Linked DNA regions of Homo sapiens: region 2 is linked to region 1. A link is a loop called in an ENCODE intact Hi-C map of the cell type or tissue named here. Cell type or tissue: A673. All regions are shown on one strand.

What was found. Peaks named below come from ENCODE experiments on the same cell type or tissue, not always from the same donor. Only the 100,000 strongest peaks of a DNase experiment are listed, where the experiment ranks them.
Region 2: a loop joins it to region 1, with 30 times the contacts of the local background. A loop is called at or near these places in 1 of 110 quality-filtered maps.

Annotation. Positions count from the first base shown.
Region 1 is chr13:46,115,078-46,119,077 of GRCh38, reverse strand. No RefSeq gene overlaps it. Among named protein-coding and RNA genes, the nearest start is that of CPB2, 12 kb to the right of the region's middle. RefSeq lists a silencer at 890-1,184. In A673, no CTCF peak of the experiment used is centred here; DNase peaks (open chromatin) are centred at 1,022, 1,747, 2,097 and 2,593; H3K27ac peaks cover 4,000 bases.
Region 2 is chr13:45,676,622-45,680,621 of GRCh38, reverse strand. No RefSeq gene overlaps it. Among named protein-coding and RNA genes, the nearest start is that of LINC01055, 23 kb to the left of the region's middle. RefSeq lists an enhancer at 130-632. In A673, no CTCF peak of the experiment used is centred here; a DNase peak (open chromatin) is centred at 2,171; H3K27ac peaks cover 2,426 bases.

The DNA of each region.
Region 1 (4,000 bases):
GCATATTTGGTAAAGTATCTGTATAATCTTCTGCCCACTTTATATTGGGTTGTCTTCCTATTCTTAATTTATAGGTGTTCTTTACATATTTTGGATACAAGTCCCTTACCTGATATGTGTTTTGCAATTATTTTCTCTCATCCCATGGCTTATATACTTATTTTCTTAACAGTGTCTTTTAAAGAACAAGATGCTTTTAATGGTAAATTCCAAGTTTTCAATTTTTCACCTGTGATTTGTGCTTTTTGTGTCCTACCTAAAAATTCTTTGCCTAACTCAAGGTCACAAAAATTTTCCGTTTTCTTCTAGAAATTTTATTGTTTTAGCTCTTACCATTGGGTCTGAGATCCATCTTGAGTTATTTATAAGGTTTAAAGTATGGCTCCAGATGATTTCTTTTGCACATGGATATCATATGTTTTCAGCACCATTTGCTAAAAATATCCTTTCCCCCATTGAATTATCCTGTTAACATTGTTGAAAATCAGTTAATTTTATTTGTATGGGTCTATTTCTGGACTCTCTGTTCTGTTCCATTGATTGCTATTTCTGGACTCTATTCGCATGCCAATGCCATATTGTCTTAATTATTATAGCTTCATAACCAGAATATTCAAGTGCCTCAACTTAAAAGAAATATTTTTAGCTACTTTAGGAACTTTGAATTAACTGTTGTGTCAGGGATTTGATTTTACTCTACTTGGAAGCTAACAAGTTAGCCTATACTACTGTTTCATGGAAGCTGGAAAAAAAAAACAAAAACCCTCAAGAATCCTAGGTCTATGGCAAAGAACTCTATTACCCATGGCATGGTAAGCATTATGAGCATTATCATCCACATCAGTTTCCCTTGCTCCCCATCCCCAAGACCCATAGGGTGATGTGACATGGGCCCAGATGGATGCCTGTACATGCAATTGGTTGCATTGCAGAAGAGGTACACTGGACTTGGGGAATTCATCTGTTTTATATCAAGCTGTAAGAAAGCCTGTTCTTTGTCCCAGAGTGAAACATTATCTCATACCTCAAAGTTGCTCTCTGCAAACACAACTGTAAGAAACAAACGTGATAAGAAATGATCAGGGCTTGGTTTCTTAGCCTTCTAAGTAAGATGTGTAGCAAGCAGTACAAGAGACACATGGAGGACGGTTTCCCAACAAAAATTTAGAATAAGCTTTCAAATTTCTATAAAAATGCTCACTTGAATTTTGACTAGGATTATGTTGAGTCTATAGATCAATGTGGGGAGAATTGTCATCCTAACAAAATTGTCTTCTGATCCATGAAAATGGTGTATTTCTTCTTTTACTTAGATCTTAATTTCTCTCAGCCAGTTTTTCTCCTGTACTTTTAAAACTATTTCCCCTACAAAGTTCACACTTTTGATGGCATTTGAATCTTTATTTTCAATTGATTATTGTTATTATATGACAATACAACCAATCAACTGATTTTTGCATACTGATCTTGTCTCCTGCAAATTTGCTAAACTCATTAGTTCAATCCTAGTAACTTTTTTGGGATATTCCTTGAGATTTTCTATGTAAGTGATACTGTCATTTGTGATTAAAAGACAGGTTTACTTATTTCTTTCCAGTCTAGATGCCTTTTTTTTTTCTTGCCATTGTGCACTGGCTAAGATCTTCAATTTAATGTTGAATAGAAGTAGTGAGAGTGGGCACATTTGCTTTGTTAGTGACCTTTCAGAAAAAGCATTTAGCCTCTCTCCATTAAGTTTGATGATGGCTGTAAGCTTTTCATAGATGCTTCCTTTCAGATTGAGGAATTTCCTGACTATTTCTGACTTGCTGAGGGGTTTTATTGTAAATGAATATTGAATTTTGTTAAATGCTTTTAATTCAGATGGGCTTTTAAATTTAATCTGCTAACATGGTGAATTGCATTAATTGGTTTTTGAATATTAAACAAACATTGCATTCTTGTGAAAAATCTTACTTGACCATAATGTATTATTCTTTTGCTATATTACTAAATTAAATTTGTTAAAATGTTGTTAAGCATTTTTGCATCTATATATATGAGGGACATTAGTTTATAGTTTTCTTATTTAAATGCCTTTATCAAGTTTGGTGTCGTGCCAGGGTAATGTAGACCTCATGAAATGAGTTGAGAAATATTTCCTCTTCTTTCACTTTTTGAGAAGATTTTGTGTGGAATTTCCTTCCTTCCTTCCTTCCTTCCTTCCTTCCTTCCTTCCTTCCTTCCTTCCTTCCTTCTTTCCTTCCTCCTTCCTTCCTTCCTTCCTTCCTCCCTTCCTTCCTTTCTTTCTCTCTCTTTTTCGACAGAGTCTTATTCTGTCGCCCAGGCTGGAGTGCAGTGGCATGGTCTCAGCTCACTGCAACCTCCACCTCCCGGGTTCAAGCAATTCTCCTGCCTCAGCTTCCTGAGTAGCTGGGATTACAGGAGCCCGCCACCACGCCCGGCTAATTTTTGTATTTTTAGTAGAGATAGGGTTTCATCATGTTGGCCAGGCTGGTCTCGAACTCCTGACCTCAGGCGATCCATCCGCCTCAGCCTCCCAAAATGCTGGAATTGCAGATGTGAGCCACTGGGCCCGGCCACATTGTTTCTTTCTTAAATGTCTGGTAAAATTCACCAGAGAAGCCATCTAGTCTGGAATTTATTTGAAAGGAGATCTTAAACTATGAATGCAATTACTCTAATAGATACAGGGCTATTCAGGTTATCTATTTCATCTTGAGTGACCTTTGACAGTTTGAATCATTGAAAAAATTTGTACTTTTCACCTAGGTAATGAAATTTATAAGCATAAATTGTTTATAATATTTTCTTATTGTATTTTAGTGTCTGTAGGATTTGTAGGAATGTTCCTACAAATTCATTCCTGATGTTGGTAGTGTGTATATTATTTCTTTTGTTCTTGATGAGTCTGATCAGAGGCCTATATCAATATTATTGCTATTTTCAAATCACCAGTTTTTTTGTTTCTTTGGTTGTATCTATAATTCCCTTTTTTCTACTATATTGATTTCTAATCTTATCTTTATTGTTCCCTTACTTGTTTTGGATTTACTTTGCTTGCTCTTTTTTTAAGTTTCTTGAGGCAGAAGCTTAGGACATTGGTTTAACATCTACTTTTTAAGTATCTAATCCCATACATTTTTCAGTAGGTACTGCTTTAGCTGCATCTCACAAATTTTGATATGTTGTGTTTTAATTTTCAATCAGTTCAAAGTATGTTCTAATTTTTCTAATTATTTTTCATTGTGTCCCATGGACTTTAAAAGAGTATATTATCTAATTTCTATACCACAATAGAAAAACTGTAATTAACCATAATATATTATGTAGTTTCAAATAGCTGGAAGATAATATTGAAGGTTCCCTACACAAAAATTATAGATGTCTGGAATGACTGATATGCTAATATCCATGATCTGATCACTATACTTTATATGTATTGAAACAACACTATGTACTCCACAGATAATACAATTATTTTTCATTGGTTAAAAAACACAATTTTAAAAAATCAAAAATAAAAAATTTCCAAATATTTGGGGATTTTCTATATAATTTTTTGTTTTCTATTTCTAGCTTAATTCCACTGTGGTCAGAGAGCATGCTTTCTGTAATTTTAATCCTTTTAAATTTCTCAGTTTTTTTTGTACATGGCCCAGAATATGATCTGCCTTGGTGAATGTTCCATCTACACTTGAAATATGTATTCTGCCATTGCTGGATAGGATGGTCTATTAATGTCAATTAGGTGATACTGGTTCGTACTGTCCAAACATGCTATATCCTTTCTCATTTTAGGGAAAGTGACGCTATGTAATTTCCATGCCTAAAGCATAAAAGATGAACCTTGCCTGCTAGAATACTTGTTCTTGGAAGCGTCAACCGCTACACGGTTCACATACCTTGAGGTTACCACGCTATGAGGAAGCCTAAATTAGCTCACATTGGAGAGGTCTCAAAGCCAGATAAAACGAAAGCGACATCTGACCAATCCCTA
Region 2 (4,000 bases), 440 kb after region 1:
GCTTCAGGTAAAAGGCTACTGCCAGCGATATGGACGGGAGACAGAGAAATGCTAGAAGAGGGCGGTTCCCCAACAAAGGCCCCACCCACAAGCCTGGACACCTGTGGCCCTAAATGAGAACAGGCATTCCTGTTTTTGCACCCAAAAAGTGGTCTTTTGGTATGCCACACCCCCTATCCTATACCCATATAAACCCTGAACCCCAGGCTCCAGCTCAGACCAGCAGAGGAGGAGACGAGACAAGCAGACAATGCAGAACAGTGCAGCAGAGAGAACTCGAGAGGAATTCAGCCAGGGTGGTCAGAGAGGAGTTTGGCTGCTGGACAGCCCACTCCAAGGGAAGATCATCTTCCTACTCCATCTCCCCTCCTTCCAGCTCCCTATCCATCCTGCCGAGAGCCACCTCCACCGTGCATTAAAACCTCGCATTCATCCTTCAAGCCTGTGTGTGACCCGATGCTTCCGGGACGCTGGGCAAGAGCTCAGGATACAGAAAGCTGTCACACTGGCCCTCTGCCCTTGAGAAAAGGCAGAGGGTCCATTGAGCTGTTTAACACTTAAAGCCATCTGCGGATGGCAGGGCTAAGAGAATATTGTAACATTGGGGTTGCAGGCACCCACCCCAAGACACTACCATGGGGCCAGAGCCCAAAGCACCCACCCCAGCCTCTGCACCTGCCCATCTGAGTGCTCCCCCTCCCGCAAGGGGTTTGAGGCAACGGAGCAGGTCTCCTGGGAGGGGGATCAGGGAACTCTCCCATTTAACCAGCCCACAGACATGAAGACACCATGGGGAGTGTGGGGAGAGCCACGAGATGTGTACCATGACTGCCTCATCTTTCCACCCTCTGATCTCCTGTTGAGGGTTCCCACTGATCAAATCCAAGAAGCCAGAGGGGAAGAGAGTTCCTCAATGTAGTCAGCGTCCTGGAGCAAAGAGAGGAGAGGAGATGATCCAGGAGCAAATAGGAGACAACCAGCACAGTTCCCAAATGTGAGAAACTGACTACAGCAGAATCGACTTGAGGCACATTTTAAATATACACATGAATTCCTCAGACTCCCCCACTCCCAATTTCAGAGTATGTCAGGGGTGGGACCTAAATAATTTACGTTAAAAAAAAAAAATCTTGGCCAGGCACAGTGACTCATGCCTGTAATCCCAGCACTTTGGGAGGCCGAGGCAGGCAGATCACCTGATGTCGGGAGTTTGAGACAAGCCTGACCAACATGGAGAAACCCCCTCTCTACTAAAAATACAAAAATTAGCCGGGTGTGGTGGCGCATGCCTGTAATCCCAGCTACTCGGGAGGCTGAGGCAGGAGAATCGTTTGAACCGGGAGGCAGAGGTTGCGGTGAGCCGAGATTGCGCCATTGCACTCCGGGCTGGGCAACAAGAAAGAAACTCCCCCCCCACAAACAAATAAAAATAAAATAAATCTTAAATGATTCCAAAGCACAACCACGTTTGGAATACCTGGCCTTACGAGACACACAAATGACCTTGAAGATTTCAAAGCAGGTCCCACAATCCCTTCTCACCACAAGATTAGGCCCAACAAGACCATATCATCTTAGTTGGGCATAGTGGCTCATGCCTGTAATGCCAGCACTTTGGGAGGTTGAAGCAGATGAATCATCTGAGGTCAGGAGTTCGAGACCAGCCTGGCCAACATGGTAAAATCCCATCTGTACTAAAAATACGAAAAATTAGCCAGGCGTGGTGGCACACACCTGTATTTCCAGCTACTCAGGAGGCTGAGGCAGGAAAATCACTTGAACCCAGGAGGTGGAGGTTGCAGTGAGCCGAGATCATGCCATTGCACTCCATCCTGGGCAACAAGAGTGAAACTCGGTCTGAAAAAAAAAAAAAAAAAGAAGAAAGGAAGGAAGGAAGGAAGGAAGGAAGGAAGGAAGGAAGGAAGGAAGGAAAGAAAGATTCTTCTATAAAGCAAGCAACTGCATTTGGTACTATTCTAGTGTCCTCTCTGGAGTGGCACTTATCAAAGAAAACATTGGGTTACTTTCTGTCCTCAAGCACTAACCCCTAGGACAGCTGAACCTAAGGATACATTTTATACACTTGAACTCATTATTGTCCTTTTACCCCCTGAGTAGAAAATACAATAGCTCCAAAACAAACACCTGATTCCTTGAAAATGCTTCACAGGAAGCCAGCCCCTCAACTTGAAATGGTATCAGGTTACAATGGCTGAAGGAGACTGTATCTCCACAGACACCATTCATTGACAAGGCATGCCATTCAGAAGTTTCACTGAAAGATCATTCTCTCCATTATGATCATTGAAGTGAAGGCAAGAGGGGAAAAAAATTGACAGGCTGAACTCTAGAAACTTGGCTTCAGAAATGCCTATTAATCCAATACAATTCAATACAATAAAACATACAAACTCCTGGTAATCCTCAAGGTGCTCTTAAAATTGAAGTTGATTCTGCGAAAACTGCTTTCACCTACCATCATTAAGGAAAATTCCATTTTAACTCAATTCTGAAAAGGGAGGACATGAAGAAAAGTATCATGTCCAGGAATACAAAACATTGTGAACACTGGGACCCCAGGAAGGCGAAACAGGAGGTCTGTACCTAATCCAGACCTTGCCTTTGCCTGCTGCTACAGGTTCCAGGTCTAGCAACTGCTCATTTTCCTAGGGAATTAAATGGAGAAGATGTCTCATAATTTCCAATCACACAGCACAGTTCAATGGCAAGTTGTTTTCCCACAAAAGTAGTTTTATGGTTAATGCACCCAACCTGAAAAGAAGTTTGGGCAGGAGGTTGCGGGGCAGGGGAATTAAAGCAGAAGATATTTATTTCCTCACACGGCCAGAGTAACAAAAACACTGCATTTAACTGCAGGAGCTGCAAAGTGTAGTTGACCCATGTAGTATATGGGTCCCACAAGCCGTGGCTGGGATTGCTGGACTCCTGAGTCCTGTTCCCTGACAAGTTATTAATCTGCCATGTAAGCTTGAGCCAAGACCCTGAAATGTCTCCTTCTATCAATTTCCCACACGATACATGAAAATAAAAATATACTTACCTTTCAAATCCTATTAGATTCAAAATCCCTTTTTGTACTGGTGTGTCCCACTGTATCCAGTAGATTATGTCCCTAAATGCACTGAAATGCTGCTTACAAGGAATAAGAAATCAAATGGTTGACAAGTGGTGTTTTAACTACTCTCAGGCAGGTGACTTTAAAAGCACTCATTTACAAGAGTGGCTAAGAGGTCAGGTGCTAGAGACAGAGAGTTCTCTTTTCTTACTGTAACAAGAAAATTTTTTTGATAGATTAACCAACATTTTCTCCTTTCCCCTTAATTCCTATGATCCCATGAGACTTCTCCTCTGTGTGCCAGGACCTTCTGCATTTAGCACTGTATCAATGACAGTTTATTGAACAAGGATGCATGTTCCCACCCCACCATAATGTGAAGATGTTGCTGGGAAGTCACTGCCCAGCCAGGGGTGGACTGCCTCTCCCACCCACCTTGAGCTAGGCAGAGGCCATGAGACTGAGTTCTGGCCAGAGCAATGTGGGTAAAAATGATACACGCTTCTTCAGGACCATCTGCAGGATCATTAGCAAGACAAGGAACAGAATAGGATGCTTCATTCAACAGGAAGACTCCTTAAGTCAATTCAGGAAAATAGACATGGCCCTCCTTTCCTGTGAGTCCTTCAGCATCACATACTTCCTGAGAATCTGTGTAACTGCTTCCCTGACAAAAACTTGGCCTGTGCCTCCTTAAAAATCAAGCTACGCATCTATTGCCTGCCTACAATATGCCAAGATCTTTCACATACAAACACAAAATCTAATTTTTAAGAAAGGAAGAATTATCTCCACTTAACAGAGGAGAAAACTAGGGTCAAAAAGATGCAAGCGACTTGTCCAGCGTCGTTCACATAGAATTCATTAGCACTGAGGTTTGAAACCAGGGTTTCTGGCTCCAATACAGTGATGTTCACACCATTT